Linked DNA regions of Mus musculus: region 1 is linked to region 2. Evidence: chromatin loops called from intact Hi-C (ENCODE). Cell type or tissue: gastrocnemius. All regions are shown on one strand. Links, peaks and the distances in the headings refer to the core of each region. The heading gives the core; the rest is flanking DNA. Region 1 has its middle 17 kb from the start of Gm38791. Region 2 has its middle 87 kb from the start of Gm38791.

Region 1 (4,402 bases), core at 261-4,260, 69 kb before region 2:
CAACAACAAAATCATTTCTCACGCTGTCACCTTGCTTTTGTTTCTAAGACCTGGTCTCTCACTGAAACCTGGAATTAAGCACAGCTGGTAGATTAGTCAGCTCCAGGGCTATGCCTGCCTCTGCTTTTCCAGGAGTGCATTACAAGCCCACACCACTCGACCCAGCTTGGTTTTACTTGGTCGGTGAACCCTGGTTCCTATGCTTCGGTGGCACAGACTTCATCAGTTGAGCTAGTTCTTTTGTTTTTTTGAGGGAGGGTCTCTCATAGACCAAACCTGCTATATAATGAATGATAACCTTGAACGTTTGATCACCTCATTTCTGCCTCCCAAGTACTGGAGTTACAGGTGTGTACTACCGAGCTTGATTTATGAGATGCTGGGGATCAAACGCAGGGCCTTGGGTGTGTTAGGCAAACATTACACACCTAAGACACATCATCCCCAGCTAAAATAGTCAAGAAACAACAAAGCCAGGAAGGGAATTCTGAGCTTGAGTATAAAGCAAGTGCCTTTGCAGAATGGAGAAGCTATGGCCAGGTGATAAAAGTTTGGTCAGTCTCCTGAGCCCTCTCTTCTTGGTTTGGCCTATAATTGGCCCTCTAAGCCCTGAACCTACTGGGTCTATTTTCACAAGAATGCTGCCTGTGATTTATATCTGATTGCATCCCTTACCTAGCCTTTAGTGAGAATCTTGTTGGGCCAGTCTAACAACAGCTCCCCACCCATGATGCCTAATGAGGTCACCTTTAGTTATTTTTCTCAGCTGGTCCCTTGGCTCTGCTTGTTGGCTCTAAATCCCTGCCATCTTTGCTGTGCTTGGAGCTGAGTTTAGCTGTACACTGAGACCTTGCTTCCTAGTAACTCAGGTGTAATGCCTGATAATGCCATTTGCATCATGTCCAGTGTGTCATTTCTCTTTTACAGTAGCTCTAGAGTCATTCAGCAACCATGTTTGAAGATAGAGTAGATGTCCTTGACTTCAGGCCTTGAAGTGGTGGAAGTGGGAGGGAGGAAAGGTGCCTTGGTTTCCCCTTTCTCTCCTGCTTCTGACATTCAGGCTTGGTGAGGCCTTGGGTTTGATACCCAAGGGTGGAAAAAATAAATCTTAGTGGCATCATCAAGAGAGAAGAATAAGTTCTAACCTTTGTATGTTTACAAAAACGCTAACTTAGTATCTATGTGTAGATAACAATACCTAGAAGCTATACAAAATAATTTGAATATATAAATTTTTTAACCTTTTTGCTAATAAATTTTTATTCATTACTTATCATCTATCTATCTATCTATCTATCTATCTATCTATCATCTATCTGTGTGTATGAATATTTTGCCTGCATATGTTCATATGTTTTTGTGCACCACATGCATGCAATGTTCATGGAAACCAGAAGACATTGTCTGAACTAGAGTTACAGACAGTTGTGAGCCACCACACAGGTGCTAAGAACCTGACCTGTAGAATCCAAAATAAGTTCAAAACCACCCAGCCCCTTCCCTTCTGAAGGGAATGACCTGACTAAGCTTGCAGCTGCCAAAACAAGATTAACAATTCTCGGAAAAATAACCATAACAAAAATAACATTTCCCAGAAAAATTCCCCTACTCCGCCCCACACTGAATTATGAGAAAAACCACAAACTGCCCTGACTTTGCTGCCAGAATTCCTCATGATGTTAATAGGTGACCCATAAGTTCAAAAATATACTGCTGCATTGCTGACCAATTATAATATAGCCGTTCAACACACACCTCCAAAAGAGTATAAAAGAGCTGTGCTTTTTAAGTTCGGGGTTGACTCTCCCTGCGAGGCTGAGCAACCCCACGTGTGTCGGAACAATAAACCTCTTGACATTGCAGCAATCTGCCATCAAGTTGTGTTTTTGGGGGGTCACACACTCAATACTAAGGCCTTAGGGTCTTACAGACGTACAGAGCAGAAAGTATTCTTAACCACTAAGCCATCTCTCTATCCCTGAAAAATATGATTTAAAAACCAAAAGTTCAGACTAGGGTATGGGCTCAGTACTTGCCTAGCCTGGGCAAAGCTCTAGATTTAATCCTTAGCACAACATAAAACCAGGCATGGTGGCTCGGTCCTATATCTCGGCACTTGGGAGGCAAAAGTAGAAGCCTCAGGAGGTCATGGTCATGTCTTTAGTTCTGGCACTTGGGGGGAGAGTCAGGTGACTATCTATCTGAATAAATCTATAAATGAATTAAAAAATAAAAGAAGTTGTTTGGGGCCATCTTCAGCCATATAGCAAGTTCTTGGTTAGCTTGAGCTTCATGATACCTTGTCTAAAAAATAAAGAAACAAACTCCCCCTGCTCCCCAAACCATGATTTATCTGTGTTTCCTTCAGACATTTTAGATTTAAGGATACATCAAACTGAAAGGAAGGGATGCTAAAAGGAGTTAAACAGAAAGAAAATAAAAGATAGCAGGGATGACCATCCTTGTATTAGACAAAGTAGAGTCCAAGTCAAGTCATTGCAAGGAGCTAGAGAGAAGGCTCAACAGTTAAGAGCACTAGTTGATGCTTTCTCAGATGACCCAGGCTCAATTCACAGCACCCACATGATGGCTCACAAATCTTACTAACCGAAGTTTCAGGGAATCTGATACTTTCTTTTGCCCCCTACAGGCACTAGGCACACAGGTGGTGCACAAACATACAGGCAGATAAAGTACCTGTATATGTAAATAAAGTTAATTGAAAAAAAGAATAGAATCTAAGTTCTGTCTTCTCTCTTGGTGGAAATCAAAGTGTAGCAGCAGCCACAGCAGGAGGAGGATAGGATGAGGAGGAAAGAAGAGGAAGAGGAAAAGGAAGAAGAAGGAGGAGGAGAAGAAACAGAATATTCATATAGTGGTATGCCATTTAACTTTACTAAAAGGAAATATGACCACTTGACAACTCCATGTATGAACCTGAAGAGCATTCTCTTAAATAAAACAAAACACTTGGATGATATTTCAAAGACAGTTCAACTCAGAATCAGAGAATGGAGATAGACATAGAGCTCAGTGATAGAGAACTTTAAATTTATTATATTTGTTTTATGAGTGTTTTGCCTGAATGTATATATGTACACTACATGCATGCAGCATCCTTGGAGGCTAGAAAAGGGTATCAGATCTCCTGAAACTAGAGTTACAGATGGTTGTAAGTCTCCCTGCAGATCTCCTGAAACTAGAGTTACAGATGGTTGTAAGTCTCTCTGCAGGTGCTAGGCAACAAACCTAGGCCACCTGGAAGAGTAGCAAGTGCTTGTAACCATTGAGCCTTGTCTCCAGACTCTAGAGTTCTTTTCTAACAGACATGAAATCCTGAGCTCAGCCCCAGTACAAAAATATCAGAAAATTTGATGGTGAATCAGTGGTTGCCAGAGACTGAATGAGGGTGGGAGTCAGACATTTGTCAAATGGCACAAGGTCTTATTATGTACGATTTAGAAGGGAGTTGGGAATCTAGCTCAATCTCTGGCATGTTTGCTAGCAATCTCCCACCCTACCCACCCTGGGCTCAGTCTCCAACAATGAATCAACTGGATCTGGTGGTGTGATGGTTTGTGTATTCTTGGACCAGGGAGTAGCACCATTTGGAGGTGTGGCCTTGTTGGAATAGGTGTGACCTGGTTGGAGTAAGCGTGTCACTGTGGGTGTGGGCTTAAGACTCTCACCCCAGTTGCCTGGAAGTCAGTCTTCCACTAGCAGCCTTTGGATGAAGATGTAGAACTCTCTGCTTTGCCTGTGCCATGCCTGCCTGGATGCTGCCATGCTCCCACCTTGATGATAATGGGCTGAACCTCTGAACCTGTAAGCCAGCCCCAATTAAATGTTGTTTTTATAAGACTTGCCTTGGTCATGGTGTCTGTTCACAGCAGTAAAACCCTAACTAAGACAGGCGGATAGAATTTCAAAGTCATTCTCAGCTACACACCTAGTTTGAGACCAACTTGAGATAGACTGTGTTCTCAAAGAGTGGTGAGTGAATGAAGCCTGGAGAAATGGTCTCAGTGGGCAGGAGCACTTTCTGTGCAAATGTGACCACTTGTGTTTAAATCCATTGCACCCACATCAAAAACTGGGAATGGCTGTGTGTGTAGACCTGTAACCCCATCCTTAGGGTTGGTGGACACAGGAGAATTATTGTGAATTTCTGGCTACCAGTCAAGCACCATGTTCAAGGGAATAAGATAGAACAAGACACCTGTTGTTCTCCTCTGGCCTCCAAGTGTACTTACATGAACACTGCCGTCTTCCCCAAGGATTTAAGTCCAAGGAGAAACTTTTGGAGGCAGTGGTGGTTTGATTGAAAAATTTCCCCTTAGGCTCAGATGTCTGAAAGATCATTTCCCAGTTGGTGAATGTGTAGCCTTATTGGAGGAAGTAT
Region 2 (4,402 bases), core at 145-4,144:
ACACACACACACAGAGAGAGAGAGAGAGAGAGAGAGAGAGAGAGAGAGAGAGCCACCAACTCAGAAAGAGATCTACTATATGGCACAGTTGTTCTAGTTAGGTTTCTATTGCTGCAGTGTAATGAAACATCATGACTACAAAGCAAGTTGGAGAGAAAAGGGTTTATTCAGCTCGTATTTCCAAAGTGCTGTTCACCACTGAAGGAAGTCAGGAAGTCAGGACAGGAACTAAAACAGAGCAGGAACTGGCAGGCAGGAATTGATAGAGAGGCCATGGAGGGGTGCTGCTTACTGGCTTGCTCATCATTGCTTGCTCAGCTTTTCTTAAAGAACCCAGGACCACCAGCCTAGGGATGGTTCAAACTACCGTGGTCTGGACCCTCTCCCATTGAACACTAATTGAGCAAATGCCTTACTGCTGGATCTCTTGGAGGCATTTCCTTACCTGAGGCTCCCTTCTGATGACTCTAGCTTGTATCAAGTTGATACATAAAACCAGCCAGTACACCGTATACATACCACTTGGGTATTTTCTCAAAGACTCTTAGTCAACACATCTCACAAACACATATCAATATATGCTGTAACAATCTTTGTAGTAGCTTCTATTGAGACCGCCTATTGTATCAAATACTAGAGTGATGAATAAAGAAAATGTAGGATATACACTTAATGGAATTTTTTGTACATTTATTTATTTATGGAATGGGTCATACATGTGCCACAATATGTACATAGAGGTCCTGGGACAACTTGCAGGAGTCAGTTCTCTCCTACCATGTGGGTTCTAGGTATTGAACTCATATCATTAGATTTGGTGGCTATTGTGTGACAAAACTTTTCCTGAGGAGACACAATACACATATCTACTCACCCCAGTAGGAAATGCACAACAGTACAGACTCAATCCAAGTCCAGTTTGGTGAACCAACAGATTACTTACTGGGGTTACTTACAGGAATATGGGAGAGGGGTCACTTACAGTAGCAGAAATGACTATGACGCAAAGACAACTGCACCACCAAGACCCATCCCAGGATAGGTGACAGCCCACAAAGCTGGGAACCTGGAGCACACTGCAGACAGCTCAAACGTTTGGAGAGTGTCCTTTCTAGGTTGGACCAAACCTCTTCCAGCAGTTGAGCTGCTTTCTGCTCCTTCCAGGTAGCTAGTCTGGTTTCAAATTTTGTTTGCATCTTGTCTGAGAGTCTTCTTTATAGCTTAGTTCAGTTACTCTGAAAGAGTCTCTCTGCTTTTATTGTTTACTCTGGCAGGAAGGGCCTAGTGGATCTGCTCAGTTTCAGGGACTTCCAGAAAATATTTTGAGTTGATTACCTTCCTGTTTAAAGAGTTTCCCAGCAGGGTGGAATGCTACAACCTTGAAGGAAACGTATACAACAGTGGTGTCTTAGGGATTTATTGCTGTGAATAGATGCTATGACCACAGTAAGTCTTATAAAGGAAAACATTTAATTGGGGATGGCTTCAAGTGCAGAGGTTTGTCCATTATCATCATGGTGGCACACGGGCTGGCATGGTGCTGGAGAGGAGGTGATGAGAGTTCCACATCTAGATCCATAGGCAGCAGGAAGAGTAAGAGACACTGGGCCTGGCTTGAGTAGTTGAGACCTCACACAGTGACACACCTCTTCTCACAAAGCCACAACTACTCCGACAAGGCCCCACCTCCTAATAGTGCCATTTTTTATAGTCCTATGGGGCCATTTTCATTCAAACCAATGGCAAGCACCTTCACCTGCTGGACCATATTGCTGGTCCCCAAATGGATTTTTTTTCAATCATTAAGGATGAATCTATGGATCCAGAAAGATGGCTAAACAGTTAAGAGTGCTGGTTGCTCTTCTGGAACCTAGGTTTGATTCCCAGCCCCTTACATAGCAGCTCATACCTGTCTATAACTCCAGTTTTAGGATATCTTATGCCTGACCTCTGCAGTCATCAGGCAAGCAAGCAAAACATCCCAACACATAAAATGGAAAACAAACAAACCCCTTAATCACTAGTGAAGTTTATGTCATTTGCAGGGCAATGCATGCAGCAGGGGGTAATCACATTGAGCGATTCTTAGAAAGATAAGTATCATTTTTCTATCAATTGCTTATCTTAGATTTTATATAGGTACAAAAGATTGTGTATGTGTCATATAAAAATAGAACCAAAATGCTCTAGGTGGACAAAGGATACTAATTGCAGGAGGAAGGAGCAAAATGAGGGGATAAGAGTCTGAGGGGAATGTGCTTAATGTATAATATGTATACATGTAGGAAAGCTTAGAATAAATTAACAAGGAAAACAAACAAACAAAAGCCCTTAATGGTCAGGGCATACTTATGGCAGGGACCTCCATTTTATTCAACTTTAGCACCAAAATCAATCAACAAATTCTAGCCGTGGCAAAAAATGTTGTGTGTTTTCTATAGACGTGGAATATTGGGATGCCAGTCGCATCTTCTGCAGGACTTTGCAGCTGAATTCCTGGTGCCAGCTCTGGTGTCTTTGCGACATTTTCTTATCACTGATCTTTTCCCCAATTCAGCTTTTGTAGGCATTCTTCTGAGAATTAATATGGTATCTATCAACCTGTCTTAACAGCCCCACTCCCACTCCCATTCTGATAAATTCAAGCCTGGAAAGATAATGCTGTGAACCAGTGGAAAGCTAACTTTATGTCTGCTGTAGGGATTCCTGCACACAAGTTAATCAAGGCGAGCAGGTGCTTCCTGTTGATAAGCTAGCCTTATTCAGAAAGTTGTATGACCCGGACTAAAAGTGACCAAGTTATCAGGGCAATGGCTGCTTTCTCCCTTCTTGTTTGGTTTTCAGGACTGTGAATTGAACCCAGGGTTTCACGCATGTCAGACACGTATTCTACCTCTGAGCTATATTCCCAATTCCTCTCCACACCCATTTAAAGATTTGTTATGTCCACCAAAGTTGAACTTCTGTGTTGGCCACTCTACCTCATTCCTGAAGCCCAAAGTATTCCTCTGCTGAGACACTGGGGACCTGGACTTGACAATGCTCCTCTTGCTGTAAGGCTAGCGTGTGCACTCTTTCACGCTGTGTAGATTTTGTGGAAGAGTCAGTAGTCGGCATTTATATTCTCTATGTATATGCTGGAGCTAAGTCCTGTAAAATGTCTACCTACATACATGTATGCTCTTAAAACAATATTTTTAAAGGCTTATTTTAGGACTATAGAAATGGCTCAGCAGTTAAGAGCATTTACTTCTCTTGGAGAGGACTCAAGTTCTTTTTTTACATGGTAGTTCTCAGTTGTCCCTAACTTCAGTTCAAGGGAATCCAACAGCTCTCCTGTATGCATACACAAATACACATAAAATATATAAATGTTTTAAAGGATGTATAGGCATGTATCTGTGTGTGGGTATGTGTGTGTGAGCTGGGTGCCCTCAGAGGTTACTAGATCCTCTAGAGTTAGGCAGTTGGGAGCTACCCAAATGAACTAGCTCCTGAACACTGAACTCAGGCTCTCTGTAAGAACAGCAAGTACTCTGAACTGTTAAGCTATCTCTCCAGCCCCATACCTTCATTTTGAAAGCCAGCAATCTAGTTTTTTTCCACATAGCTTATAATGTGTTATATCTAAAATCGTTATACAGTTTTTAATATAAAGTATTCAAGTAATATATCATTAGATATTGATGTGTGTACTCTGAGAAAATATTTCACATATAATGTTAGCATTTGAGGTTTTTTCTTCCAAATGAATAAAATTCCCATTATTATGCTCATAAAGTTCTTGGTTGGCTGACCAAAAATGAATCATTTAGACGATGTGTTGGATAATATCACACTCATATTTTATTTCCAGATAGTATCAGTTTTATAGCATTAACAGCTATAGTTATGGATTAAATCATATTTCTATCTTAATTGCCTAATACCATTGCTGATGTATTCATACATATTAAGGGTTTATGATAAGCTCTGCCAATTTTTCCTATTTTCAACTTTTGTTTGGATTATTTTTTCTTCATTCATAAAGTCTTTGACATAAACACAAAATACGGACTACTTCAAAGCAGAAAAACGGTAATTTTTTTATTATTTAGGAGACTTTGTATATAACGATTCCAAGAACCTACTACAAATCAGTTGGTATAGGTGGTTATGAACAGAGTTTCTTTTATTCAAATTAAATTAATAAATTAATATGTGTAAATATCCATGGGAATGTACTTGATTTTAATGATTGATTTTAATAATTGATTTTAATAAATGATTTAATGATCTTATAATATCTTATAAATAATATATTGAGAATGATTTTTATAATGAATGATTTTAATAATTGATTTTAATAAATGATTTTTCCTGTTTTGGGCTTTTTAAAAGAAGAAATCTATTACTTATGATT

Evidence for each region. A loop is a pair of places that touch in the nucleus more often than their neighbours do. Peaks named below come from ENCODE experiments on the same cell type or tissue, not always from the same donor. Only the 100,000 strongest peaks of a DNase experiment are listed, where the experiment ranks them.
Region 1: it touches region 2 in a loop (2.2-fold over the local background); 2 of 42 quality-filtered maps call a loop at or near these places.

The regions. Positions count from the first base shown.
Region 1 is chr6:37,695,082-37,699,483 of GRCm38, reverse strand. No RefSeq gene overlaps it. Among named protein-coding and RNA genes, the nearest start is that of Gm38791, 17 kb to the left of the region's middle. In gastrocnemius, for the core only: no CTCF peak of the experiment used is centred there; no DNase peak of the experiment used is centred there.
Region 2 is chr6:37,625,711-37,630,112 of GRCm38, reverse strand. No RefSeq gene overlaps it. Among named protein-coding and RNA genes, the nearest start is that of Gm38791, 87 kb to the left of the region's middle. In gastrocnemius, for the core only: no CTCF peak of the experiment used is centred there; no DNase peak of the experiment used is centred there; H3K27ac peaks cover 1,068 bases.